Linked DNA regions of Homo sapiens: regions 2 and 3 are each linked to region 1. A link is an interaction called in ENCODE POLR2A ChIA-PET data of the cell type or tissue named here. Cell type or tissue: CD4-positive, alpha-beta T cell. All regions are shown on one strand. Links, peaks and the distances in the headings refer to the core of each region. The heading gives the core; the rest is flanking DNA.

Evidence for each region. ChIA-PET counts read pairs that join two places held together with the same protein. Peaks named below come from ENCODE experiments on the same cell type or tissue, not always from the same donor. Only the 100,000 strongest peaks of a DNase experiment are listed, where the experiment ranks them.
Region 2: POLR2A ChIA-PET joins it to region 1 with 5 read pairs; 1 of 35 experiments calls an interaction of 5 or more read pairs at or near these places.
Region 3: POLR2A ChIA-PET joins it to region 1 with 5 read pairs; 5 of 35 experiments call an interaction of 5 or more read pairs at or near these places.

What each region holds. Positions count from the first base shown.
Region 1 is chr14:21,845,980-21,856,184 of GRCh38, reverse strand. It overlaps TRA, TRAV8-2 and TRAV8-3. Among named protein-coding and RNA genes, the nearest start is that of OR4E1, 180 kb to the right of the region's middle. In CD4-positive, alpha-beta T cell, for the core only: a CTCF peak has its summit at 3,917 (motif pointing left); DNase peaks (open chromatin) are centred at 3,164 and 3,914; H3K4me3 peaks cover 7,605 bases; H3K27ac peaks cover 889 bases.
Region 2 is chr14:21,960,417-21,970,621 of GRCh38, reverse strand. It overlaps TRA and TRAV12-3. Among named protein-coding and RNA genes, the nearest start is that of OR4E1, 290 kb to the right of the region's middle. In CD4-positive, alpha-beta T cell, for the core only: no CTCF peak of the experiment used is centred there; a DNase peak (open chromatin) is centred at 5,351; H3K4me3 peaks cover 869 bases.
Region 3 is chr14:22,522,189-22,532,393 of GRCh38, reverse strand. It overlaps TRA, TRAJ21, TRAJ20, TRAJ19, TRAJ18 and TRAJ17, and 5 more genes. Among named protein-coding and RNA genes, the nearest start is that of LINC02332, 30 kb to the left of the region's middle. In CD4-positive, alpha-beta T cell, for the core only: no CTCF peak of the experiment used is centred there; DNase peaks (open chromatin) are centred at 2,127 and 7,823; H3K4me3 peaks cover 8,000 bases; H3K27ac peaks cover 7,786 bases.

The DNA of each region.
Region 1 (10,205 bases), core at 699-8,698:
AGAATGCTACCAAAGCTTTAATCCCTAAAAGATTCTGTAATCAGCCAATGGTGTGCACAGCCAAATGAATAAATAAATTGTGCTTTATTCATATAATAGGAAACTTCTCAACAATTACGGTAATGAACACGGATTAACCTCCAGAACATGACGAGTGAAAGAAACCAGGCAGAAGAGAGTTCCTACTGAATAATCCCATTGATTCGAAGTTTTAAAACGGTTAAAGTCTCTGTAATACTAGAAATATGAACATCTGTTGCCTCCAGAAGGTGGGTTGACTGGAAAGGCACACACAAAAACTTTCTGGGTGTTAGAAGTATTCTGTCTTCAGATTGTTTTAAAGTTATCATGGTCTTTTCCCTCCATTTTAAAGAAATCAAAAATAAGGATAATTAACAGAGTTAGATGAATGAAAAATGACTTGGAATTTAAAATCTTCAGACACAGTCTCATTAGTGAATGAAAGACAATTTGTGTTGTAAGCTAAAATACATTTAAAAGGAATTATAATTTGCCTCAATGGTATAATAAAATTTTGTGTCAAACATGCACAAAATGTGAAAAATCAAAATTAATTTCATTAATATAAAAACATATTTCCAAATTCTTCTTAATGTAATTCTTTATTGCATAAAGTTTCTTGTAATCATATAAGTAAAACAATAAATAAGTAAAATAATAAACCATAAATAAATAAAACAAATGAGCAATAAATAAAACAAGCAAGCAACTAGATTTGTCAGGTGACTGGGTGGGGAGATGCTCTTCAGTGGCTTGAGATCCTTGGTGCATGTATAAATCTGGTCCAATCAGGAAAGATAGACCATATAATAATTTGAACAGAAAATGCTTTTTATAATTATAGGAAAATTTAATATTAATATAAAAAATTATTAATTATAACAGGATTTAGAGTAACAAGGAAATAGGTAATACAAAGAAAAGAAAACTCTGCTATTCCTATTCCTGTAGGAATAGCAGATATAAGGTGCAGTCCCTACTCCTAGGGCTGGGTACAACACCCCAAGAAGGGACCCCTAGACCCACCCCCCAGGGGTGAGACCCAGATCTTATTGGGAAAGGCACAACTGTGTCTCACTAGATGACACAGAAGTCACTGTTGTGCTGTGAATTTTCTACAGAGAAATTCACCCTCTCATACTTACCAGAAAACCATAATCTAGGGTGCCGATTCATGAATCTAGGGATGAATATGGGGAAAGCTGGATACAGGAAGGTGTCTCACTGCAGGCTCTGTTCTGCAGTACCACGCAAAAATGGAAGTGCTGGAGGACACTGCTGGCCACTGTACAGCGCAGGAACCTGGTGTGGGTGCACTGCAGGAGCCGGACGCTGGAGAAGCCTCTCATGCTGCAGGAACCTGTGGCATGTGCACACAGAAAGCAAAAATCAAAATCTTTTCTCCCTGATCCTCTACTGGCAAAGCATAACGTTATGCCAACTGGCAAGGAACATAGTTGAAGGGTACAGATCCACATTCACGGAAGAGGCAAGGGGTGAATTTGGAGCTGAGAGTCAATAAATCAATCCACCCCTTGGACTATTCGACTTCTATATACAACTTTCTACATACATTTGAAACACATACAACAACAAAACAATTCTATGTTCCTACCTCCTTTAAGATTCGCATAAAGTGCCCATCACAGTCCCTGTGGGCAATGTGGCTGAGCTGATAACAGTGAGTCACCTGAAGTTAGCCATCTTATCAAAGGTAGAAGACAGTGTGCTTTAGAAATAGAAAAGAATGGAGGGACTGAGGCAGGGGACATTACACGAGTACATATCTTATTCATAATTTTACATCTATAATGTTCCATTTACCTTCCTTATACCCATCCAGCAATCATTGAAATACATCTATCCCATATAATCATCTCACTAGGTCCTAAAAACTACTGCTGATCTGCTGGTTCACCATTTGGCTAACGTGTACCATTGGCCACAATTTTCTTATTCTCTCTATATTTGAGGGTTCCTACGTACCTACCCTCTAATACATTATAGCGTGAGCCAAGTAGCAGCTGGAAAGATTCATCCTCCTTCTCCTTTTTCTCCAGACTACTTGCTACCCTCCAAGGCTTCAAGCAAACAAGAAGTATAAAAGCTTCTTCAACAGTTCTTTCCATCCTAGACAAAAGAAAGTCATAAATTTATACTGGGTCCAGTGACTCTCTACCATGCATTGTAATTCTTATCAGTGTTTCCAGCACAGTTTGGCATTGCTAAACTTATCACATGATTGATTATCAAAATGTTATAAGAATCCATCTTTAATATTCCAATAGCTGAAATCATATAACAACAGGGCGAAAGCAATGAATAGAAATGCCAGTAGCTAGAAGAAAAATGAAAGGGATTATAGCCACAAATTTCTGATACAGATTTGCAGCATTTCTGAGACTAAAAGAATAGGAAACTACTTTTCTCACGGTGAAAAAGTATTTGGAGAAACACTGATGAATTTTTAATCTTCATTTTTCTTCTGCACTATTCTTAAATAGTTGTCGGAACTAACATCACCTGACATTTTTCTAAGTCCTTCATGATTCTAATGACTCTTTTATTGTTGACTAATAACTTCTCACAGTTCTTCCTAAATAGAGTTATTTAAACTCAGACAAAATATTTAGACACATAAATACCACAGTTAGAGGCAAAAAAAGAAACTCTAAAAAAAATAACCTATGAATGACCAACTTGAAAACAAATTTGCAAGGTAAAAACATGAGAAAATCATCTTCTATTTTCCAGATTAGATGACAGATGAAATTATAAATGAAAACCAATTTTCTCTGAGGCCATGTCACAGCTCACATGGTCAACCCCCTAATGCAGACAACATCAAGGTAAGTCATGGAGGACTTGATTGTTATAAGAATACTATCTCTTCCATCATTCAAGAATACTATTTCCTATTATATAGTTTCTACAATGAGCAAAAAGCTTCTGAAACAAAATTTATCAGGACATGGAGCATAACAGGAACTGCAGAATTACATAGAAATGCCTGGGTCGGCTTAGCCCTCTTTGCCTCATTCGCCATCATAAAAAAGGAGATCTTTGAAAACACCACAGGGAGATATACTGAAACTCTGAAAACTTCTCTAGCATAGGCAGTTTGTGTTCAGCTCCCCCTGCAGACCCAGGCACTGTGGCACCCACAGCACAGAAGTACTCAGCAGCATCACTCCAATGCACAGAGGGTTTCCTCAGATTGAAGGAAGATTGACTCCTCTTAAATTCAGCCTCAAAGCCTTTAATGCCTTGAACCAGAGTGTCTCCTGAAAAGTACTTCAGGAGCAGCTGGAGGCCTTGGCCGGGGGACTGGACATACCAGAAGAGATAAGGTGTTGCCCCATAGGAATAGTTACATCTCAACTCCAGTGAGGCTCCTTCAGAGACAGTGATGTGGATGTCAGGCTGGGTCACTGACTGGGCTCTGGCAGTTCCTGGAAAAACAATGTACTATCAGTGAAAGCAGTGCAGACTCAGTATAAAAAGCAAGCATTTCTAGTCAGAACCTGTGGAACTAGAGACCATAAAGAAATTTTACTCACTCAGGACAAAATGTATCCCCAGCAGTGGGATAAGCTCCAGGAGCATGGCTGAACAAGGGAAACACTGCAGGCTCTTTTCTGCAAGATCTCCAGAGAACAGGAAGGAAAGTGTCTGAAGAGACCAAGACCAAGAGGTGTGAGGAAGTTTCGCTGGAGAAACTCCTTGCTTATTTAAAACTACAAAAGCTGCTGAGATGAATCTGGTTGCTTTTTAAACCTCTAATTCTTGTCACTTGTCTTTGTCTGGAAAGAACTCAACCAGCTGCAGGAAGAAGAAACTGAGCAGTGGATTGATCTTCAACAGAAACAAAAGCTCCAGTGTGTGCAGCATCGCCCTCTGGAGGCCAAGTGCAGAACCAGTTTAGCAGAGAGAGCTCATTAGTGTGTTTCTCCTAATTTCTGAGATGTATCAAAACATCCACACCATGTGTTTCTTCCTGCCCAAGTCTATGACGGTGTTTTAGGCCTATAGTCCATTAGCAATAAGATGTCATGTAAAAATAGAGTAATACGTTACCTCATTGAGAAATCAGGTTTTAAAAATATATCAGAATTAAGCTGTGTTTCTGAGAATCGTTGGACGCAGACTAGCTGCTTCGGGATGAGTTTTTGATGGTTCAGAGTTGCCTTGTTGGTGGTGGAGGATGATAGAGATATTTCCCTTGGAAGATGCTTGTGCGGCCATAGAGTAAAAGACGGGACCCTTAAAATGGGAGTAGTGCCTCTATATGACTAATGACAAGGTGTAACACAGGATGGAAAGGCTTTGCCCCTAGAGCTAAGGTAAACGCAACTACAGAAACCTCTAGGGCTGAAGGAAATACACCAACACCAAACAAGCAATCTCTGAAAACAAGAGAAAGGAGAAATTCGACAGGTTCTCTGTGGCCAATGAGAATCTTTTACAGAGTCAGAATACTTATTTTCTTTGATTCCAGGAGCATGTGGCCAGTTCTCTCCTTGGGTTCTTGATTCATTTGTTACTGCCTGTACAGATTGTTTTTTGTGTAGAAAGAGTATGGCTGACATTTTGTAAATACATAGACTTTGAGTGTGGACTTTAGATTCCTAATGCTATATACTCACATCCCATATCTACCAAATTTCTTCCTAACTAAAAAAATAGAAATATAAATGAGAACAAACCAAAATCCAAAAGAGTAAAAACAAAGATCATCTGGAAAGAATAGATTTATCCATGTTTCCATAAGACAAAAGTAGATGGGATCACAGTGAAGTTTAAAGTCAGGGCAGGAAAAACATAGTCAAAATAAACTATGAGGAGCAATTTCTGCTGACTTTCAGGCTGGTGATGATTTTAATGTCTCTCAAAGTTGCTGGGTGTTTGCAAATCCCAGTGTGTTCAAAGTGAAAAAGACAGGATTGTATGATGCCTTGGAATACTGCCTTTTGCTCTGCACTAAAAGAATGCAAAGGAATTTCTCAATTCTCTATTGATTTAGAGGCAACATCTCATAGTTGAAGAGGAATAGGATCAGAAATAGAATGCTCTCATCGGAGGATGTTGACAGCATTTGAAGAAATACATTGATTGTCAGGGAGATTGAATAGTCTCCAAACACACCCCAAAATACCAAAATGCATGGTCCAGGCTGGACGCAGTGGCTCACACCTGTAATCCCAGCACTTTAGGAGGCCGAGGCAGGTGCATCACCCAAGGTCAGGAGTTCCAGACCAGCCTGACCAACTTGGCAAAATCCCATCTCTACTAAAAATACAAAAATTAGCTGGGCGTGGTAGTGCATGTCTGTAATCCCAGCTAGTATAGGGAGACTGAAGCAAGAGAATTGCTTGAACCTGGGGTGCAGAGGTTACAGTGAGCCGAGATCGCACCACTACACTCCAGCCCGAGCGACAGAGCAAGACTTCATCTCAAAAAAATAAATAAATAAATAAATAAATAAATAAATCACAAAATGCATGGTCCATTTAAAATAAGTGAAAATTCAGAAATGAAAAACACAGAGAGAGCAGAAAATTGAAAATAAAATAGCTCTGCTTTAGGTACTGGAAAAGCATAGTCTTTGGATAGTCGTATCACACCTTATTATGCTCTTGGGTTCAGATATTGTTCAGAATCCAGAAGATTTTATATTTTGGGGAAAATAGTTCTTTAAGCTCATATTAAAAACAAGTGCACAGGCTCATTTTCTAGCATCAAAGAAAGACTTTCGTGAGTTTGGAGAAAAAAGATCCAAAGAATCAAGACCGTAATTAGATGATTCTTATAATCCTAATGACAAAAAAAAAAGTACATATATAAAAAATGAATAAGATTGACTGAAAGAAGTAATAAAAAATAAAAGTGGGAAAAGAAAATATCAAATAGCAATTCTTGATGCATATTATGGTAGACCATAAGTTAATGCAGGAACATAGTAAAATAGGAGACAGCTTTAAGACGCCTACAGCCCATCTCTCCTACAGGTTACAAGTGAAAACTGAACAAAACACACAAAAAAATAACTATCTGTGGCCTCTGAAATTACTCAAAGCAGACAAAATCAAACGTTGGAGAAGCAACTTGTGCAAGCCTTTTATTTCATATTTTTTCCTGTTTTTCTCTCTTGTCTTTGCCCTTAGAAAGGCCCCTGGTGTATGGTAGGGTGGCAATAACAATGGTATAGGAGACCAAAAGAGGTGCGGAAGATTGTGCAGGAGACCAAAAGATTGTGCAGAAAGAGACACAATCTTTCTGCCTCTGTGGACCAGGCTAGAAAAGACAGACCCCAAGGAAGAAATGGAAAACAGCTCAAGTCTCAGGCTAATCCCAAAGCTCCATGTACCTGGGACTGACTCAAACCAGATCAACAAAGCTTGGGTTATTCAACTGATATTTGAACCACTATTTCAGTCTCAGACTACCTCCTGAGTGGCACCAATGCAGGACAAAAAAACCAATGTAGCAGAGAGCTCAGGGCTGACCTGATATTTGAGCCACCCAAACAGGTTTCACACTAATCCCTAAGCTACACATGACTTGGATAAATCCAAACCAACATTGCAAATGATTAGAGAACTGAACTGAGATTTTGAGCTACCAAATTCCACAAAAGGGAAGAGAAAATTTACAGTATGAACCAAACTAGGTTGATTTCCTGCTAAAGCAAAAGCATCAAAATTCTTCAGAGGAATGCTTTGTAAAGAAGAATAAGGATGAGAAGGAGAAGAAGAAAACAGAGTCTACACCCTTAATATTTAAAATGTTTAATATGCATTTCAAAATTATTGGACATACAAAGGATCAGAAAAGTGGACTAATATTTAAGTAAAAGATCAACAGATGAAAGGTCAAGATGACTAAAATGCTAGAAGTAATAGAAAAAGACGTTAAAGTAGCTCTTTGATTATGTACCACAAAGTTAAAAAAGGGAAAATTTAGCCCAGGCATGGTGGCTCATGGGTAATCCCAGCACTCTGGGAGGCCGAGGCAGGCGCATCACGAGGCCAAGAGTTCAAGACCAGCCTGGCCAACGCGTTGAAACCCCATCTGTACTAAAGATACCAAAAAAAAAAAAAAAAACCCAGGGGTGGTGGCACGCAACTGTAATCCCAGGTACTCAAGAGGCTGAGACAGGAAAATGGCTTGAACCCGGGAAGCGGAGGTTGCACTGAGCCGAGATCATGCCATTGCACTCCAGCCTGGGTGACAGGGCAAGACTCCGTCTCAAAAAAAAAAAAAAAAAAAAAAAAAAAGGAGATTTTAGAACTGAGAAATACAATATCCAAAATCAAAATGTCACAGTAAGGGCTCAATAGCAAAATGAAAGTGATAGAGAAAAGAATAACAAACTTGAAAATAGACCAGTATAGGTTATCTAACCTAACTAATTTTGACTTTGCTCCCCTCAGGAGACATTTGACAAATCTAGATAGAAATTTGGGTGTCACAACATGGGGTATGTAATGCTACAGGGATCTAGTGAGTAGAGGCAGACCTTAAAATCAAGAAAAAAATTGAAAGAAAACAAAATAGAGCTATGGAGAGCTAGTGGGAAAGTGTCCTAAAGTCTAAGTTGTAACTAATGGAGTCCTAGAAGGAGAAGAGAAAGAGATTGCGCCAGAAAACATATTTGAAAGAAGAATGGCCAAAAACTTACCAAATTCAAAGAAAGACAAACTTATGAATTTAAGCCCCAAACAGGAACAAATTAAAGGGAACCACATGTAAACATCATAATTATACTGAGGACAACAAAAGATGATATGATTTTACTTGCGTGTATGTGTGTGTACAAATAGCATATATATGAAGCAGCTAGAGAAAAACAACATATTAATATCATTGGGGAACAATTACTTGAATGACCATAGATTTCTAACCAGAACATGGAGACCAGCAGACAATGAAACAGTATCTTTAAAGTGAGGGGGGAAAATGGTTGGCACAGAATTACAGACCCAGTAAAAATATCTTCCACAAATAAAGGGCAAATTAAGAATAAAGACATCTTCAGATAACAAATGACTAAAAAATACCATTACCAGCAAACCTACTCTAGAAAAAATGTTAAAGGGAGTTTTTTAAGTTTGAAGGGAATGACATCAGTTCAAACACATCTCCTGGTGTCAGAGGAAAACTTACTTTAGAAACAAAGGAAGGATACCAGAGTTAGTAAATAGCTGTTAAATACGAAATATTATTATTCCTAGTGAGTTTTATACGGTCCATACAATTATTTAAAACAAAAATTGTACCATTATATGGTGAGCTTTCCAATATAGGTAGCTTTGATATACATGAACGACTACAACAAACTTCAGTGTTTGTTGAAGAGACAATTATTATTGTATAATAAAGAGACATATTATACAAAAATTTCTACATTTTACATAAAGAGGTACAACATCACAGAAGACCCTGGAGAGTTAGTCATATGTATTATAATCTCCAGAGCAACCACTCAAAAAATATGGAAATATAACCAAAGAAGTCCATAGATTAAAATAGTGTTAAAAATGTTCAAATAATCCAAAAAGTGTCAGCAAAAAAAAAGAACAACAAAAAATAAGGGAGGAACAGAAACACAATAATAACATAGTATACTAAAATCCAATTTCATCAATATACATTAAATTATAATTATCTAAACTAGCCAGTGCAAAACCAGAGATTGACATAGTGGATAGAAAGACCTTATATATAAAGCTACCTAAAGGAAACACACTTTAAATTTAAAGTCATAGATAGTTTAAAAATAAATAGATGAAAAAGATACAGCACACATCAATAAGCATCAGAAACTTGGAATTGCTATTTAATATTATAAAACAGACTTCAAGGTCGAGTTCTTGAGTCACAGAAAGTCTCAGCATCTCAGGAGGCTTGTGTTCAGCTCTCCTGCAGTCTCAAGCACTGTGTCACTCACAACACAGAAGTACTCAGCCGCGTCGCTCATATGGGCTGAGGGTTTCGTCAGGTGGAAGGAGGTTTCACTCTTCTTAAATTCAGCCTCAAAACCGTTGATGCCTTTAACCAGGGTGGCCGCTGATGTGTACTTCAGGAGAAGCTGGAGTCCTTTGTTGGGGTGTTGCACATACCAGAAGAGAGACGGTGAATAAGAAGATGAGTAGTTGCACCTCAGCAGCACCGGGGTTCCTTCAGAGACAGAGACGTGGCTGTCAAGCTGGGTCACCGACTGGGCTCTGGTTCCTCCTGCAACACCAATGCTGTGTAAGCAAAAGCAGCGCTGACTTCGCTAAGAAGTCTACTTAGAGGCAATTACAACACAGTCACATTTACAAAAGGAGGAAAAAGAATGGAATGTTACTCACCCAGGGTAAAAATCACCTCGAGCACTGGGACGAGCAGCAGGAGCATGGCTGAGCAGAGGCAACGCTGCAGGACCCTGAGCAGGGAGGACAGAAGCCAGGGGTCCTGAGCCTCGGGAGCTAGGAGCAATGGGGAGGTTGGGCTGGACAAGTCCCTGGCTTTGAAAAGTTTCCAAAACAGAAAGGCTTTCTCTTAAGGAGTCTGGATGTGTTCTGACCTCTTGCTCTCGTCACAGCTCCCTATCTACACAGACATCAGTGAGCTACATCAGCCAGCTGCAGGGAGGAGGCTCAGTGGATGAGGATGGTCGGCAATGAACACAGATGCCTCCTTAGTGCAACGTCGCCCCCTGGAGGGCACAGGTGGAACCACAGATCCAAGGAAGTGAACTGTTTCCTTCTCATTTGAGAGATGTGATATCAAAACCAACAGAAAGTGTTTCTTTCTTCCCGAATCTGTGATGACGTCATCTTCCGTAGAGTATATGGTTTTAATTTTAAATACATGAGAAATGAGAATTATGTAGAAATAGAAGAGTAATTTACTTCCCTGAGAAATTAGTCACAGAAGACAACGTTGTAGACTTTGGAAAACCATTGAGACACTCTATATTAGTAAAGTCGTTCATCAAGAAGAGGGGTGGTGATCAGTTGTCTCAGTCTGGGCTGAGCTTCATATGGCCCTGTGCAGCTGGATGTGAGCATTACAGTGGGTGAAAGAGATTATTCCTTTAGTTGACTCTTTAAAAAATAAATTAGATCAGAGACTCATACTTAAAGTCAGCCTGGATCACATATCATTAATTAATCAAAGCAAACGATTAAAGGCAA
Region 2 (10,205 bases), core at 1,080-9,079, 110 kb before region 1:
CAGTGGTGATATCCCCTTTATCATTTCATGTTATGTCTATTTGATTCTTCTCTCTTTTCTTCTTTATTAGTCTGGCTAGTCATCCACCTATTTTGTTGATCTTTACAAAAAAAAACAGCTCCTGGATTCATTGATTTTTTGAAGGGTTTTTTGGGTCCCTATCTACTTCATTTCTGCTCTGATCTTAGTTATTTCTTGTCTTCTGCTAGCTTTTGAATTTGTTTGCTCTTGCTTCTCTAGTTATTTTAATTGCGATGTTAGAGTGTCGATTTTAGATCTTTCCCACTTCCTGATGTGGGCATTTACTGCTATAAATTTCCCTCTCACCACTGTTTTAGCTGTGTCCCAGAGATTCTGGTATATTGTCTCCTTGTTCTCATTAGTTTCAAAGAACTTATTTATTTTTGCCTTAATTTTGTTATTTACCCAGTAGTCATTCAGGAGCAGGTTGTTCAATTTCCATGTAGTTGTGTGGTTTTGAGTGAGTTTCTTAATCCTGAGTTCTAATTTGATTGCACTGTGGCCTGAAAGACTGTTTGTTATGATTTCTGTTCTTTTGCACTTGCTGAGGAGTGGTTTACTTCCCATTATGTGGTTGATTTTAGAATACATGCTATGTGGTGCTGAGAAGAATGTTGATGTGGGGTGGAGAGTTCTGTAAATGTCTATTAGGTCCACTTGGTCTAGAGCTGAGTTCAAGTCCCTAATATACTTGTTAATTTTCTGTCTTCTTGGTCTGTCTAATATTGACAGTGGGGTGTTAAAGTCTGCCACTATTATTGTGTGGGAGTCTAAGTCTCTTTGTAGGTCTCTAAGAACTTGCTTTATGAATCTGGGTACTCCTGTATTGGTTGCATATATATTTAGGATACTTCGCTCTTCTTGTTGCATTGATCCCTTTACCATTATGTAATGCCCTTCTTTGTCTTTTTTGATCTTTGTTGGTTTAAAGTCTGTTTTATCAGAAACTAGGATTGCAACCCCTGCTTTTTAAAAAATATTTCCATTTGTTTGGTAAATATTCCTTCATCCCTTTATTTTGAGCCTATGTGTGTCTTTGCACATGAGATGGGTCTGCTGAATACAGCACACCGATGGGTCTTGACTCTATCCAATTTGCCAGTCTGTGACTCTTACTTGGGGCATTTAGCCCATTTACACTTAAGGTTAATATTGTTATGTGTGAATTTGATCCTGTCATCATGATGCTAGGTGGTTATTTTGCACATTAGTTGATGCAGTTTCTTCATAGTGTCATTGGTCTTTATATTTTGGTGTGTTTTTGCAGTGGTTGGTACCAGTTTTTCCTTTCCGTATTTAGTGCTTCCTCCAGAAGCTCTTGCAAGGCAGGCCTGGTGGAGACAAAATCCCTCAGCATTTACTTCTGTGTAAAGGATTTTATTTCTCCCTCACTTATGAAGCGTAGTTTGGCTGGATGTGAAATTCTGTGTCAAAAATTCTTTTCTTTATGAATGTCGAATATTGGCCCTCACTATCTTCTGGCTTGTAGGGTATCTGCAGAGAGATCCGCTGTTAGTCTGATGGGCTTCCCTTTGTAGGTTACCTGACCTTTCTGTTTCACTGCCCTTAACATTTTTTCCTTCATTTCAATCTTGGAGAACCTGACGATTATGTGTCTTGGGGTTGCTCTTCTTGAGGAGTGTCTTAATGGTGTTCTCTGTATTTCCTAAATTTGAATATTGGCCTGTCTTGCTAAGTTGGGGACGTTCTCCTGAATAATATCCTGAAGTGTGTTTTCCAACTTGGTTCTGTTCTTCCTGTCACTTTCAGGTACACCAATCAAACGTAGGTTTGGTCTTTTCACAGAGTCCCATATATCTTGGAGACATTGTTCGTTCCTTTTCATTCTTTTTTCTCTAATCTTGTCTTCACACCTTATTTCAGTAAGTTGATCTTCAATCTCTGATATCATTTATTCTGCTCAAAGTCTATTATTTCTCAAATGCTACCCACATACCAGGCAAGTTCCATGTTAATAATGAGCACTGCTGGTCCCCAAGCTAGATCCCCTTTCCTAGGACAGTGTAGCCATCCCCAGCTACTGTGAATGTTGGCTACTCTTGGCTCACAGTTGCCTCTTTCCCTAGAAAATTGACCTTAGCCAATGAGAGTCACCATTGTCCAGTAGCATATACCTCTACCCCAAGAAACACCACAACCAATGATGACTTTATTCTTACCCACAATAGGTCCGAGCAGTCTGGCCTCCTTGCCTCAGGGTGGGAGGAATCAACCCTGTGATACAGTTCAAGCTCCAGAGCTCCCCATGAGGTCAGGCTGGATCAAGACCTCTGCTGGACCATGTCCAGCATCTCAACCTTTCCCCCTCATGTCCAGCCTTTCCCCCATCTCAACCTGGTTTCCCAAATAAATTACAGACAGAGAATTCCAAATGCAGTCTCTGCTTTTAAGGAACTCATCCCAAGACAATATTTTGTCTCACGGAATCCTGAAACCAGTCCTGAAATATATATAATTGTAGAGCTTAATATGAAAAAGGCCATAAGTAATATAATCGATGTTCAAACCAGCACCACAGCCTGAGTTCTTTCCAGAGTGCCATGATGCCAGAAGGCAAATCATAAAAGTGGAATAAAAATTTAAGTACCTTGATTCCAGCACAACTGTTTGCTCTTCCTCCTTGCTTTTTAAATCTTTCTTCTATGACTGGGAAATATTTGTTCAGAGTCTTCACTTCTGCAGAGTAAGAAGTTGCAGCAAATTCTGACTTGGCTTCATCATTTTCATCAGTGACTGTCAATAAAACTGGACAGAAACATTTATTCTTCATTTCCAAGCTTTTCCCACCTTCTGGGCTACATAAATAATGTTATGCCTATCAGACCACAACTTCATTTTTACAGTAAATATGATTCTCAAATATTTTGCCTGTAATTCAAAGTAATGTCTACTAAAAGGCCTTATTTCGTCAGGCCACAAATGCTTTCCCCATACTTGACATACACTGCAGGGCAAATCTGTGGTGCCTTGTAGTCAGGGGATGGAGATATTCATATGATGTTTAGTGTTTCCAACTCTCCAGACAAACATTTCCTGAAGCATTCTCAATTCCATACGGTCTTTGGTATCTTATTCATACAGGTCTTTACTCATCATAACAAAGGACCTTGGTGTCTGGATCTCTTTAAGATACTTAGAGACCCTTCTCAAAAAAATTTTAAGTCCTTCTGTGCTGTCATGCCCTGCTGGGGAGATGAGGCACTCTACAACTACAGCCAATGCTCCTTCCCATCTCCAGGCCACACTCAAGTACATAGGAATCAAAAAACTATCCCATCAGGCTCAAGCTGGGAGTTTTGAATTTGATTAAAACTTTACCCCAAAATGGCAACATAGACCCTCTCTAATCTTTAGTTTGTGCAACTAATTAGGCTTTTTCTCAACCAGTTCTCACTCTCTCACTCTAGTTCTTCCAGCTGTCCATCAGGTGTACCCTTATATAACTCAGGAGTGATGTTGTAGTTGAGGCTGGAGATGGAGTTAGGGTTCTGTAACTTAAAAAATTTATGACTTACCGGATTTTCAAATTAGTCTGCTTATGATTTTTCTTCTCTTTGCATTTCTGCTTTGCTGTTTCATTCTTAAAGCAATGTCTATCAAATGCCTTGGGGAAAGAGCAAAATGTCTTAGGAACCATGAGAGCATATCTGTTATTGTATGGAAATATTTTCTTGTCTTTGATAAAAAGAATCATAAAACCAATCTCATAAAGTAAAGATGTGGCATAAAAGTAGACTGGGCATGGATTAAATAAATGTACCTTTTTGTATAGCAATAATAACTTAATAAAAAGAAACCAGGGAGGAAGCAAATTTTTAGAAATGGTACATATGTTTATGGCACGATTATATTGTCTGTATAAAGTGAATATGTGCACCTTTTTGTGTGTCAATAACACCTCAATAAAAATATTTTATTTGTGTTTTGTTGTTGTTTTGTGTTTTGTTTTTGCTTGTTTTTTGAGACAGGGTATCACTCCATTGTCCAGGCTGGAGTGCAGTCCTGTGATCACAGCTCATTGCAGCCTCCACCTCTCCGACTCAAGAAATCCTCCCACCTCTTCCCTCCCAAGTTGCTGGGACTACAGGTGCATGTCACCACTCTTGGCGATTTTTTTTCTTTTTTTGAGACAAGGTCTCCCTGTGTTGCCCAGGCTAGTCTCAAATTCTTGGGTTTAAGTGATCCTCTTCCCTATGCCTCCAAAAGTGTTGAGATTACAGACATGAGCCACAAAGTCAGCAAAAAAAAAATTTCAAAACTAAAGTGGAAAGAGAAGACTAGAAAATATTTCAAGTAGACCAAATGGTGTCTTTTATTTTCCTTTGGGGTCTCAATAATTTTCAGAATTATGAAAATATGTCCCAAATTAATCAAACCTTCAATACTACTGCTTTTAGTTTTCATTTGCATCTAGAGAACAAATAGAACTTCATTGCCTTGCAGTCTAAGCTCTACATCAGGCATTCCTGGGGCCCAGCAGGTTTGGGTACAGACTGCAAGTGTCTGGGGAGCACTGTGCGCTCATTGCACAGAGGTAGGTGGCTGAATCACTGGGCTGTGAGTCTCTGATGAACAAGGAGATATACTTGCTGGATTTATCGACCTGTGCTGTAAACCTTCCATCTTCTTTGTTACCACTGGAGTATGTGTACATCAGCAACTCAGGGCCTTTTCTGGAATACTGTCTGTACCACATGAAGTATTGAAAAGCACTGTTGCTGTAAGTGCAGTTGAGAGAAACAATGGCTCCCTCTGGAACACTGAGTGGTCCAGGATCCTGCTCCACCTCCTTCTGTTGGCTCCAAACCCCTGTGAAAAAAGACAGCAGTCAGACAGAGAAGACAGATTGGGTAGGGGACACTTCGTACCCAGAATTTAAATCATCTTTTCATGGGCCCCCCACTCTCCCCAGTCTCCCTTTGTTAGAGAAAAAACCACTCATGTTTCTACCCACAGGCCTAGAATACACAATAATTGCAAACAATATACATTATGTTTCTACAGAGATGCCCAAAACTCACAGCTTAACTGAAGCCACAGGATCACCAGTAAAACTCTCAAGGATTTCATCATTCTTTTCTGCCCTGGTTCACTGAGGATTCAAACCTTAAACACGAAAAAAAAATAATAACAAACGTTTCTCATTTTTCTGCTGTAGGAATCATAAAAGAAATCTGTCCTACCAATTAGAAAAAGGATGTTCTTTTTAACACCTCTGCTCCATCATTAAGCTCCTCCCTCATCTCTCCCTCTGTCTTGCTCTTATTCATGTGTGTGTGTGCACTTGCAAGTGCACATGCATCCCCTCCCCTCCCCACCGCAGGAGCACATGAGAGCTTGCCTCAAGGTCCCTGAGAAGACACTGCCATCTTGAGGACTCATGAAAGTGATCAAAGATGTATTCCAACTACAGACCTGTGTTATGTGAACTGCTAAAAGTGAAAATATGACACTTTAGTTAAATTCAGAATATACAAGGAACTCAAACAACTCAACAGCAAAAAAAAAAGTCAAACAATCCCATTTAAAAATGGGCAGAAGATCTAAATTGACATTTCTCAAAAGAAGACAAATAGCCAATAGGTATTTAAAACATGCTCAACATCACTAATCATCAAGGAAATGCGAATCAAAACCACAATGAGATATCATCCTATCCCAGTTAGAATCGCTATTATTAAAAATATAGAAAATAATAGATGTGATGAGGATTCATAGAAAATGGAACTCTCAAACATTGTTGGTAGGAATGTAAATTAGTACAGCCACTCTGGAAAACAGTAGGGAAATTTCTCAAAAATGTAGTAATAGAACTACCATACAATCCAGCAATCCAACTACTGAGTATTTATCCAAAGGAAAGAAGTGTTTTGAAGGCATACCTGCCTCCTCATGTTTATTGTAGCACTATTCTCAATAGTAAAGATATTAAATCAACAAAGTGTCTATCTACTGGTGAATGGATAAAGAAAATGTTGTATAGTTACACAATGGAATACTATTCAGGTATAAAAATAAATGAAATCGTGTCCTTTGCAGCAACATGGATGGAACTGGAAGTCATTATGTTAAATGAAATAAGCCAGGCACAAGAAGATAAATATTGCATGAATTCACTCATAGGTGGAAGCTAAAAAAAAAGAGTTGATCTCAGGGAGACAGAGACTAGAATGATGGTTATCAGAGACTGGGAAGGAAATGGATGTGGTTGGGGGAATAAAAGGAGGTTGGTTAGTGGGTAGAAACAGAAGGAATAAGTTCTAATTTTCAATAGCAGAGTAGAATGACTAAAGTTAACAACAACACATTGTACTTTCAAAATAGCTAGAAGTGAGGACTTGAAATATTCTCAATACAGAAATGATAAGTGCTCTTGGTAATAGATATTCTAAACACCCTGCCTTGATTATTGTATATTCTATGCACCTAACAAAATATCACATGGACCACATAAATATGTACAAATATTATGAATCAATTAAAAATAAAAACTTTTAATAAAGCTTTTAAGCTATATTAAAAGTCAAAGTCAATGTATGTGTGAGAAAGGCAGAGGGGTATATATGTGTGTATGAGTTTCCATCAAATGGCAACTCTTGGGTCAGTAAGACCACTTATTTCTAATAGCCACTTTCCTGAACTAAAAAATCAGACATAACAGATTCTATTATAGAAATCTGAGTGAGATTCTTGCAATTCAGGGAGAATTTCACACTGTATAGCTCTTCTTAATGTCAGGCCACATATTCCTATACTACTCTGTTATATACAACTTTTAAAGAAATTTCTTATAACTCAAAATAAGTCTTCCAAGATGAAATGGCCTAAAATCTAGCTGAACAAAACAAACATGGTTGCAGCCCATAGCCTAAGCAATATTTTTTAACAAGGCCAGGAACTGGAGGAGCTTGGACTTTGTCATTCCATTTTGCACCAATGATGCATCTGTGCCAAAACAGCTCTTGCTTGGGTTGGTGCAATTGAGATGAACCTGCCTTTAGTACCTAGACTGTCAATAAAACCCAATGTGCCTGTTCATTTGTCCTGTCCCTCTTATTGCCTTTCTTGTATAAAGCTGATACCTAGGAATCAATCTCTAAAAGTTATAGGTTTTGTTCATCCTGACATAACCAGCAAACCAAATCTATCAGGGAGCTATCTATGCAAGAAACTCAATTGAGTCTATAGATAAACAAGGACAGACAACTACTGTTCTCTTCTGTTCCACAACGTGTTTCATGTCCTTGAAGAGGCCAACAATGAAGCAGGCTTTTTTCCACTCAAGAGCCATGTAATCGGTATTCACCAAAGATGGCTGAGGCTAACCTTTCCCATTCCCACCAACAACTACCTAGGAAATAGAATGAGGGAATAGATGCTAATATTGAAATTCCTTTCTCCAAGGGTACATTGCACTTGACAGAAACCATGACCATTTCTCGGTAAATACAAAAACCAGAGGAAAAGTGAAAGTAACACAAGCTGGCAGCCACTACAGTCTTGGAAAATTTACTAAAACAAAATCTAATATCTGAAGCAAAGTCTGTAAGAAGCACCCCTCTTTTCAAGATTTGTAACAAAGCATAATATAAATGCATCAACAGATCTAATGCTGTGGTGGACCCAAGAACCATATCAGTGCTAGCAAAATGACAGACTTTGTACAGCATCAAACCTGCCCTATGGACCATTGTTTGTCTAATTATGTCTAAAGAATATATAAAACTCTTTCATATCCCCAAAGGACAGTGTTCTGATAATCAACCAATAAGAAAAACCACTGACCTCTCCCCCACTGGTTTTACACCGTCTTCACCTTCCGCAATAGTACATTTTCTAGATATGTCTTGTGAACCTCAGAGTATTGCAAAACAAGATTTCATTTAAAAGCAATTTATCTTAAAATAAACGCTTCTGAAAATGGTGCTAATTTTGAGTCTATTTTTAAATATTTTAGTTTATATTTTAGGTACAAGAGGTACATGTGCAGGTTTGTTACATGTGTATATTACACCCAGGTGGTGAGCATAGTACTCGATAGGTACTATTTAATGCACCCCCCAGTTCCTGCTCCCTTTGGTAATCCATAGTTGTTGCCATGTTTACGTAGGTTCTGTGTTTGGCTCCCACTTATAAGTAAGAACATGTGATATTTGGTTTAACATTTCTGCATTAATTCACTTAGTATAATGGCCTCCAGATCCATTCATGTTGCTGCAAAGAAATTATTTCATTCTTTTCTGTGGCAACATAGTATTCCATGGTATATATGTACCACATTTTCTTTATCCAATCCACCATCAATGGGCACAGAGTTTTATTCCACATATTTGCTATTGTGAATACCATGGCAATAATAATAAGAAGCCATGTATCCTTTTGGTACAACAATCTATTTTCCTTTGCATATATATCCAACAATGGGAATGCTGGGTAAAATGATAGCTTCGTTTTATGTTCTTTGGGGTATCTCCAAACTGCTATCCACAGGCACTGAACTAATTTACATTCCCATCAATAGCATATAAGTGTTCCCTTTTCTCTGCAGTCTCAACAGTATCTGTTGTTTTATAATTTTTTAATAATAGCCATTCTGACTGGTGTGAGATGATATCTCACTGTGGTTTTGATGGATATCTCTCTGATGATTAGTGATGATGAGCACATAGCAAGAGAAACTCTTAGACCCTGGCCAGTGGGGAGAAGTGAGGGTCTAATGCTCTCTTTGTATGCTAGAACAAGTATAGAAAAACAAACATATTGTCTTCTGGAGCCAAGCAGCAACTCTGTGTCCTGCTATTGGTTTGTTATCTCCTCCCACATCCCAAGAAAACAGGAAAACTCTTGTGAATGTGGCTCCCAGACTATTTTATCAGTGGCAGCTTTCCAATATAGATTCCCCATCTTCATAAGTATACAAACACAAGAATCAGCACAACCTTGTCTCAAATTGACTGACACAAATGTATATGCTTCCCCTGATATCTTGACAGTTGGGTTATGTCATGAATGGCTACAGAGGTTGCAAATATTGCAAATACTCACTGACACTGCTCACGTAGTTTAACCAAAGTGATGCAATGCTTATCCAAATCAAGTTTAATAATAAATCCCAAATTTGATTAACTTGTGCATTTTGGGTTATGCCCGGGGGAAAGGGGCCATATAACATCTCTATATTGGGAATGGTAGGGTTTTTTCTTTGTGGTAATTCAAAGAAAGACCAACATTTCAGTCTGAACTTTCATGTATGGGTTATAATAGATAAAATACTACATGCTAGCTGTCTGTACTTTGGAACTTACTCACATTTGGCTGGATCAAGCATAATTAAGGTTAATACTGCATGTTGGTCTCATTCTGCTTCTTAGAGTTCTGCTGATAGTAGCCTTAATTAAATGCTACTTGAGACAAATGTAATGCATTTAGTCATGACATCTCTCAGTTACACAAATCAGAATGACTGACAAAGTGGCATACTCATAAAATAAATTTCTAGCAACTAACCCAGTGTAAGACCATGGAGTGGATATTATTGAAAGGCAGTCCACCATGAGTCTCTTGTACTCAAACGTGACTTGATGAGTGTGCCAACAGTGTAATGACATGAGCATTCTACCTGGATCACTTCTCAGAGTTATGCCAGCAAGCAACCTTGGGAGATGAGGTAATGTCTCCCTCTGAGACAAAGAGCAAGCTGGCTGAGTGCTTGTTATAAAAGCAATGAACTTCCTAAGCTCAGAGTTCCTCACCTGTGACATAATACCACTTCATGGGTAGCATCCCTTACTACCCATTACATCATCTTTTGAGGACTTAAAGGAAGGAGAAACTGATGGAAATATATCAGTGTTCATGCTGTTTGTTGTGCCATAAGTAATAAAAATCCTTTGTCTCTTACTAAGGAGCCCTGTGTTTTTATTGACAGCCTCAATGAAACAAGCTTATTAGCTTGTAAGAAGGGACAAAATCCAAGACCTGACAAATCCTCACTAAAGGAGTTGTAAAGATTTGTAAAGTAAAGATTTAAATTACACATGAGAAAGGTAAGTTTCTCCAAACTGGTATGAAACAGGCCTTTTATGAAGGATATAACATACATAGCTGAGAAAGGTAAGTTTCTCCAAACTGGTATGAAGCAGGCATTTTTCGGAGGATATAAT
Region 3 (10,205 bases), core at 849-8,848, 680 kb before region 1:
AATAATCTGCATATATTCCACTACCTCATTTGGGCTTCAACTGTGCCATGAGCTTAAATATTATCCTCATTTTACAAATGAGGGATAGGTGATCTGAGGCTGAGCAGGTTGGGCCAGCACTGCTAACAAAGATGTAAGTATCCTGGATCCACAAGACACTTTGGCAGAGGATGGATAAATCTTAGGAGGAGCTTTCAGAGAAGAATCCTCTTCCTTGTTCCTTCTAGAGAGGGATTACAGCTATATTAGGGTTCTTTTGCTAGAACCAGACATCAGAACTCTAGTAACAGTGCTCCTAAAAAACTCCAGCTCATTTTGCATTATACAATCATTTCCTGAGACATGAAGACATTTTACCCTCAATCTTTCTGTTGCCTCTCTGACACCTTACTTACCAGGCCTGACCAGCAGTCTGGTCCCACTCCCGAAGATCAATTTATAGCTGCTATCCATCCCACAGTGTTTCTTAGTCAGTCAAAAACACCCAGAAGCCCACACATCCTTTTCATACCTAAGACCTAGAGATATGGCCTTTTCACCTACAAGGAGATACGGGTTACATTTTCACTTCCTTTTTACACAGGCCATTTGACTCAAATTTGGGGTATTTACTGCATATCACTTGAAATGAAGTTTCTACCTGCCCAACTCTCTGGGTCTGTCGCCATCAAATTCATGATTTTCAACTCCATTTATCCAACAGATGTAGCTAGCCCTTCTTTCATTTCCATTACAGTTATCAATTTTTAGATTCCTGACATAGTGTCACCCCTAATTTTAACTTCAATCAATCTGAAACTTCACGGAATAGCATTCAGATCATCATGAGTGGCAGCTTCCTGCTCCCCCGAGTCAACTCATTTTAGAAGCTCAGTGACTCAGTGGTAGCCTTGTTACTTACCTGAGTCCTATCCAGCCCCCAGAACCAAGCATCCCTCTGATTAAAGGACACCCACTCTGCTTTAAGCTTGGTAAAAAGTACCACTTGTCTTCTCTTTAGTTCTTTTCTTTGCAAATCTACTGTTTTCCATTGGCTTCACAGGCAATGTCTTAGTTTTTTTTGATATTAAGAAGAAACACACACTGGACAAAACAATACTAAGAACATGCTAAAGGATGTTCTTATACAATCCTTTTCAGTCTCCTGAAACAGCCAGAAAAGAGCAGGCCCATAATATCTCTTTATGTGCTCCAAATGTTACGGTCTGAGAGAAGACAACACAAGGAAGAGGAAAGCATAGGAAATTGGACTCACTTGGGATGACTTGGAGCTTTGTTCCAGTTCCAAAGGTAACTTTCTGGTAACCCCCAGAATTCACACTGTAATGCCTGCCTTTACAAAATGACTTCCCTTCCCCTGCCCTTTTCATTTGGGTAGCATTTGAGCCACTATATTTCAGTAGAAGAGAAAGTGCTTTTTACCAATGCCTAGGGCTACAGATCACATGTAAATGGCTATTTCACTAAGAACCTACAAATTCTCATGTTAAAAGAATTCTAAATCTGACATAGTTTTTTTTTGTTCTATAAACAAATAATATTTTACATGTGGATAGCATTTAAGAATTTACAAAATACTTTCACATATATTAGCTTATCTTTAAAATAAATATATACACCTATTATGTACCCACAAAATTAAAACAAAAAATCTGAGGTGATATTAAATGTTTTCATTTTATAGATAAAGATACTGTGGCCCAGATTCACTAATCAAGCCAGGTCAGCAGAACTGGAAGTGCTCAGCCAGACTTTCTGCCTTTTTCTTTAGGATCAACTCTCTAGGCTCTTTCAGTCTGTTGCGTTTGGTTCATCCACATGGCTATTTTTTTTCACAGCTAGCTCTTCTATCCTCTGTGCCATTACTTTAACATTTCTTCCTTCATTGGAATCCACTTAAGTCTGCATAAACCATTAATTTCTTGACACTTGGGCCTTCCAAATACTGCAGTAAGTTTAGTGGGTCTCAGTAGCCACATTAAGCCTCCTACTTTAGTGACATATTGCCTACTTACCAGGTTTTACTGATAATCTTGTCCCACTCCCAAAGATGAATGTGCTATAAATCACAGCACTGTGCTGCCTGACAAAAATGACCGAGTTACCTTGATAATAGATTAATGTGGTTAGCATGCAGCTATCCTCCCTCATGGGAGCTCTGGCTGGGATTCCCCCTTTTTGATACTGGAATAAAGACTAAGCCATGGAATTAAGCCTGAGAAAGCCTCTTTTCAGGGCACCATAGTGGTACAATAGATGTAGTGGAAAGCCTGAGAACAGTCCAAGTGATATTCTCTAGACAACTCTGAAACTTATTTCTTTCGAGGAGATTTACATAATTTCACCAAGTAATCTTGTTTTACTAGCCAAAGGATAGCAGCTCTGACCCCCATTTTTACCTAGGAATCAACACCTGTACATAATCTCGTTTTACCACTGTTTAGCAAATTGCTCATATCCTTGTAGATAATCTTTCTTTCTTCTATCAATTAAAATTTTTTTAAGAGCATGGAATAGGACAGGGGCTATGGTTGGAGTATTAGGGGTGAGAGACAACATCCAATTTTCCCATGTGTTTAAATGGCTTTCCTCATCAAATGTCAATATTCCTTAACTCAAAGAAATAGGAGGCATTTGGTCACCTGTGCAATATATGACTACAGGATAAGTACAAGCACTATGATCAATAATTATCAGGTACTTACTGGAACTCACTGATAAGGTGGTTCCCTTCCCAAAGATCAGAGCAGTTCCTGCCTGGTTGGCACAGTGAAATGAGGCCCTGCAAATACCTCATGTACCTGCTCACTCAAATCCACCTTGGATATAACTATAAATGATGGAAATTTGCAAAAATCTCAGTAGGTTTTAGTATTTGGGTATGAAATAGCAAAGCTCTGTAATTTCATGAAAAAGAGCGGCAGTTGGTGCTAAGTCCTTTATTCACTCAGTAACTGTTCACTGAACACCTCCGATGTGTAAAGACATTGTGCCGGCACTAGGGATACGGTGAGAGCCACTTAGACACTGTCCCCGTCCTCCTGGTGTCTACGGTCTAGAAGAAGGCAAACAATAAATACACAGATAGTATAATGTTAAGTGATGAAAGTGTGTGAATTAAAATCAGGCTAAATAACAGGGTAGAGAGCAGCCAGGCAGTGGCTGTGTTTGATGGCTTGTTAGATTGGCTGGGTAAGACAGGCCTCTCTGAGGTGATGTCTAAAGTGAAGTCTAGGCATGGAGGAATTAATCATCATCCCTTTTGCGATAAATGGAGGGGCTGAAAGAGCAGATCCTGGATCCGAGTCACACAGAGTGTCCACATGGACACTTAGATCATGTCTTCTCCCTGCTGAAGTGTTAGATGTAAAACTAACCATGTAAATTCCTGGTTAGAAAAGGTAAAGTAAGACCGATTTTCTCTCTTCTCTCAGAGTGACTTTGGGATGTTATCTGGGCACCTGGAAGCTTTGGCCCTGGCCATGGAGGGCACTGAGGTTGCAGGGGGCTGCCAGCTGCAAGAGAAAGTGTTCGCATTTCAGAGCAGACTTCTCTGATGCAACTGACCACTGGGCTAAGGAGACGTCTTCCATACTGCTTCTCTGTTAAGCTTCCATTCTGCTTCCCTGTTAACAATGCAAACTGCTACCTGGCAGAAGTGAGGATGGAGAAGGCATGAAGAATGCTCTGCTCCCCATGCAATATGGATAAATCGAGAACATTTGGCAGTCCACTTAGATTTCCAAAAAAGCTTATTACTTGTCTCAAAAACTAATCAATTAAGAATTCATTAGTAATAATACTTACTAAGATCCACCTTTAACATGGTCCCCCTTGCAAAGAGCAGCTTCTGGCCATCTGAAAACCCACAGTGATCTATTGTACCACAAAAACCAAAGGATGCTTCATTTCCAAGCAGAGTACTTCTCCCAGGGTTCTTTTGCTTGGTTGAAACCTAATCTAACACTAAGCACATATTTAGCTAAACTCACGAAAAATTTTAAGCTCACGCACTCTTTGGAATGGTGGGAAACTTCAGAGACCATTTACTGTAAGCTCTCAACTTCACACATTTCTCTCCTGAGTGACCTCAGGTTTCTGAAGATCTCCAGGGAAGGTCTTGTTCACCAATTCTCATGTTCCTTTTTTTTCTTATAATTAGAGAGGTCCACCTTATATCCAAACCTAACCATTTCTCTGCCATGGCCAAAGTCCATTAAACTTGTTCACCTTTAAGTTTACCCTCAAATGAAATTTTGCATAAAATCTAACTATTAAAAATCATGAGGCCGGGCGCGGTGGCTCACGCCTGTAATCCCAGCACTTTGGGAGGCCGAGGCGGGCGGATCACGAGGTCAGGAGATCGAGACCATCCCGGCTAAAACGGTGAAACCTCGTCTCTACTAAAAATACAAAAAATTAGCCGGGCGTAGTGGCGGGCGCCTGTGGTCCCAGCTACTTGGGAGGCTGAGGCAGGAGAATGGCGTGAACCCGGGAGGCGGAGCTTGCAGTGAGCCGAGATCCCGCCACTGCACTCCAGCCTGGGCGACAGAGCGAGACTCCGTCTCAAAAAAAAAAAAAAAAAAAAAAAAAAATCATGAATCATTTGACCACCCATCTTTTTCAAGGAGATTTCACATATATTATCTCATCTGAATTTCATAGCATCCTTTGAAGTAGTCAAGGCTGGAATAATAATCTCCACATTTTAGGTTAACTGAGGCTGGGAGAGCTTGGTGATCTTCTCATGGCTGCCTAGTGAGTGAGTGGCTGAGCCGGGGTCCATACTGTTTTTTGGCTTCTAGTTGAATGCCTTAATGATTTATTTTGCACACGTTCATGTATTGATCATATTACCTTGCCTTTCAAGTATGCCTCCTTTCTTATTCTCTCCCTCAATGAAAGAGACAATACCATCAACAAAACAATAATCCCCCAAAAGAAAACCCTCCAGCTCAATTCCTTTTCAGAGCAGCGACTTTTTAATCCTCACACACTTTCTGTGAACCGGAAGATAATGGTTACCAATATTTCAGTTACATTAATTGGGAAAAATGAGGGCCAGAGGAAATAAATCAGAATAATGGTTATAGAGGCTGCAGGCTGGTACAGACAGCAATATTTTGAACCTTAGAAATTGTAAGTCCTTGCTCTGCTATTGTAACCATATTCAAATCAACTACTCTGAATAGACAGAAACGCCACGTCCAAGTTCCTCTGCCTCTTGGGAAAATCAGTTAAGAAATGTGAAGAAATAAGAAAAGTACCTTTTACTATGTGCCTTCTCTTAAGAAAATAGATTCTAGAAAATGTCAAGATGACAATATCCTTTATCCATGCTGAATTTGTACATAAGTGCATGTTTATGCATAAGAGCAACATGAAACATTTTAAAGACAAGTTTGAGACATTAATTTGGGCCAATACGGCACATTGAATTGCAAATTGATGACAAGGCTCAATTGTGGGTCAAGCCCCAGTACTCACTTGGTTTAACTAGCACCCTGGTTCCTCCTCCAAAAGTTAGCTTGTTGCCTGCAGCTTTGATCACACAATGATTTAAGGCCCAGCAAAAACCACAGGGACCAAGAAAATAACACTCAGTTGGTGCTCAACAAAGGACATTTTCTATGGTCTTGGAAAAGTGGAGGGTTTGCAATGTGCAGGGTAATCCTATCTCCTAGCACTGTATCCTCTTCATAGAGCTGGAATGCTTGCAAGTGGGCACATATTTGGGTCTAAGCCCTTCACATAGTTATTGTCTACTCTGCTTTGGGAATTCGGATCTTGCTCTGTGAATAAGGATAATATTAATAGCTCTCAACCATAACCTCATTCAGGGGCCCACTTGGCCATTTTTGTCTCACAAAGGCAATTTTCTCTGAAAACAGAAAGCCCTGTAAGCTCCAGGGAGTCTTCAGAGTAAGGCTATTCATACATTCAGAATGGAAATGCTGAATGAACACACTCATATACATGCATGCACTTGCTAACAGGGTTTCTGTATTCAATCGAGTGCCCAGGAAAGGCCCCAAAGAGAGGACGAGTACTTCAGTCCTAGGTCCTCCCAGCTGCCATATCCACTGGATACTGCGGATCAACTTTACTTTCTCAGTGAAAGTTTCAGACCCAGACTCCCTCCAGCTACTCTAGAGCCCATCCATCGGTGAGGCTAAGTGCTGAGGAAGCATGGAAACAGGCTTCTTGGGGAAAGTTTACAGAGAACCACGGAGAGGCCATTCTCAATAAGAAAGAGTGCAGCGACAGATGGAGCCTCTGACAGGGAGACGGCCAAGAGTCACAGGACCCAAGAAAAACACACCTTAGAAAGCTGGTCTAGTTTGCTTGCCCATTCTGGGTGGAGGGCCATGTCCTTCACCAAATATTGTGGGTGGACCAGAGCAGGTGTTTTAGGATGCTCACATGTTTTAGTGGGACCTCCCTTCTTTGCCTTTGGTGGGGACCATCAAGTTCTCTCTGATTCCTGGGTTCCTAAAAGGGACTTTCCATCGCCTTTGTCTCCCTCTGCTTCCTCGTCCTAATCTACCTAGGGACTGGGGTCCTCCAGGAGGGGAAGTACACATATCTCTTTAGTTTCAAGACTAAAGGAGTTAATTCATCTCCCCTTTTAATTTCTCCACAGTAATATTTTCCTGGAATAGAAAGCGACTCACTCACCAGGCCAGACAGTCAACTGAGTTCCTCTTCCAAAGTATAGCCTCCCCAGGGTTGAGCCTCTGTCGGCACAATGCTGGTCCCCTTTACATGAACCCAGCCCTAATGTTTCCCATCCCCTCTCCCCTCAGCTTTGGAGTACAGGGTTGAAAATTTGCCTCCATCCTCCTTAAGCATCTGTAAGTCTTCTTCTTGTGCAGACAGCAGTCTAAGCTAGACAGTCAGTCCTCAGATGCTATATCTCCAGGGACAAGTGATCTGTGGTAACAATAGTCTTTCTACCTTCAGAGTTCCCTCCCATCAGAAAGCAATTACACATCCTTTTGAGTGTGTTTAAATTGGAAGAAACTTTGCTCCCCTGGCCCTATTTTCGAGTACAAAAGGCTGCTCACTTACTTGGAGTGACATTATGTTTGGATCCCTTTCCAAAGGTGAAATTGTAAAATCTTTGATAGCCACATCTGTCCTCTGCAAAATCACCTCATTTCCTTCATTCAACCTCTGAGCCTCCCTTAAGACATTCCCTTTATCTCTTCCTTCTTTTTTTCCTCCTTGATGTCTCCTATTGTTTTCTCATTTACTGCACTGGGAAATCATACCCCACCATCTTCTAGGTGTAAAAATCCCAAGTAGGCTTTAGCTTATGAATAATTTGATGAATTATTTCTTTGGCTATCAAAATAGTAAAAATAGAAGAAACAAGTCTGAGCTCACCTATTAATCCTCCAGGCTTGAGTCATGGGATCTTAGCATTTAGATTTGAAAGGGAGCCCAGAGGTGATTCAATCTAATAGCTAAAATGGCATAGAAGTGCCTTCTGCAACATCTCATGGTTAACCTTAGGGGTCTGGCATGAAGATATCTAAGGAAGAAAAGTTCCATACTTCACAAAGCAGCCTTTCCACTGCAGGGCAGTTCCACTTGTTCAACAATGTTTGAGGGGAGGTTGGGGCACATCTTGCACCTGCTCGTTTTGATTTGGCCTCCACACTCACCCCTTACCTGGTCTACATCGTAGTTCTTCAAATATTTGAAAGGAGTTAACTCTCTCACTTAGAGACCTGAGATAATTTCAGATAATTAGCTCAGTTTTTATCTGACCACAAAGACTGCGCCACCAACAAATGTACCATTGTGAAGTCATGCCTTAGGAGGAGCTGTTCTGAGGTGACAGAGAAGGCGAGGGAGACGTGTGAGGTAGAAAAATTATGGTTCTAACACAAACTGGGAAAGCTCTTAGAATTTAGTTCTTGACATTGCACTTCCTAGGTGAAATTGCTGAAAAACCTACCCACCATTTTGCTTAAAATTATTCTGGACTTTTCTTTCTTACTTACTTGCTCTTACAGTTACTGTGGTTCCGGCTCCAAAGCTGAGCTTGTAGTCGTTAGAACCACAGTGCGAGGTCGCCCTACACAAACCTCACCAAGACCATGGTTAAGAGAGTGGGCTAGGGGACAGGCAGGCCAGGCTCTTAATCTAGCTCTGCCCCTCATCTGCGGTGAGCCCTTGGGTAACTATTTCAACCTCTTTGCTTTAGTTTTACCTTTCACACTGTTTCCTCATCTGTGGAAGCGGAGATAGGTAATATCTATCCCAGAGGGTTGTTAGGAGGGTCAGATGAGTCAAGGTATGAAAGGTGCTTTGCATATTGCGAATGTTGAAGAAATGTTAGTTATTAGAGTATTTTCAAGAGGATCTAATTCTTTTCATCTTTAAATAATACATATAATTTTAATTTGTCATGTCTCCTCTCTGAAATCCTGGACATTCAGGGGTGCTTTAAATTATATCCAAATGCTCTTTTGTTCAGTAGCAACAGTTAAAATTTGGGCATTTTCCTTATAAAGAATAGCACCTTGAGAACATTGGCAGTTTCAGCATGTCTACTCGATCATGAGATTTGTTTACTACATATCTGTTCAAGTGACATATGAATAAGGACTAATAAAATATCATGGGTGGGGACCCAAAATGCAAAATAAAAGAACTGAAATACAGACTGAAAAGAAGAATTTAGCATAATGTGTTGGTAACTTTTTCTTCTAGGCAACTATAACTTACTTGGTTTTACATTGAGTTTGGTCCCAGATCCAAAGTAAAATTTGTTGAAGTTGTACACCATGTTTATTGGCATTACAAAAAATCCCCTGGCACTTCCTAAAAAGGAGACTTGTTATCCAGAGATGACTAACCAAATTAGACCAAGACTAACCCAACCCTACCAGTTCTTTGCTAATTCCCTGGAAAATTTGAGAACCAAAGTGAGGAATGAGCAGGGAAGGCACATTCATTATCAGAGACAGGCAAGATAAGGGCAACTGGTTTTCTTCAGTGGTTTTATTGATTTCTTTTCTTTAGTTTTCTGCTTGGGTTCATTCTTGTGTCCTCTGTGCTCAATGCACACAATATTTGAAACAGGACACTGCAAGTAAATGTTCTTTACCTTTCTCTTTTCCTAATTATAAATGAAAATTCCCCTCAGGTAGACTTAACTAAGGGGAAAATTCATATTCTGCATTTAGCTCCAGGGTGATCTGGAAGCTTCTCTCTGAGACTCTGTATCTGAATCTGGGTTGCACTTGACAACTAGACCTGAGCTTTTCTTAAGGACACCCCGAGCAACGCCAGCTGACCAGTGGTGCTCTGTATGTATGATCTAATAAGATCACTATAGCCTCTCTGTGACAGTACCTACATTATACAACCATGTATATTTTAGCATCCACATTGACACTCTCCTCCCAGACCCCACAGTCAAACTGTACATTTTGGCTTTTTTTTTTTTTTTGCTTCCTGCTTGCATATTCCCTTCAGAAAAAAAGAAACAAAGCAAAAGAAAAAAAAAGAGCCTGCAGTGTTAGTTGTCATTTGCAAGTCTAGATGAAACATTATTTATGGGTAAAATATTTTGCTGGCAATTTCAAGAGAAAAGAAACCTTAGTGCCAACAGTTAGACGCCCACACAGTTTGGAGTTAAACAGATCTCAACAAATGAACACAGTTATGAGAAGTAACACAGAAGTGACTTCAATCTAAGCCAAGTAATTATAATACTCATGCAATTTTGGAGGGCCAGGGGCTTACTTGTTCTCACTTGTAGAAATGATAAGCAATGTGTTACAGCAATGCTTTGCTGGAAGGGCACCAGAGAGCTATAGAAATAGAGCCTCATTTAAATATCTTAAATATAGGCACCTCTATGTTTAAAGACTTATTTAGAAATAGCTACTAGAATAGGCTAAAAATGTAAGTGACCAACTAGACTTGGTGTGAGACAGTTTTTGTAGCACGTAGGCTGGTCCTAGTGCAAATATTTTCAGAAGCAGAGGTTCCCCTTATGGAATCTGTTCCCATTATTCAGCAATTCTTCTAAGTTAAAATGAAATTTTTTTCTATTCATTTTCATTAACTCCTATTACTAAAAGCCTTAGCAAAAAGCTTCTCTTTCTCTTCTTGGTCTCTGATAAATAATTCTCTGCTCGCATTACCCTTTCTAGTATGCATTGTTGCTGTCTCTCCCCATCTTC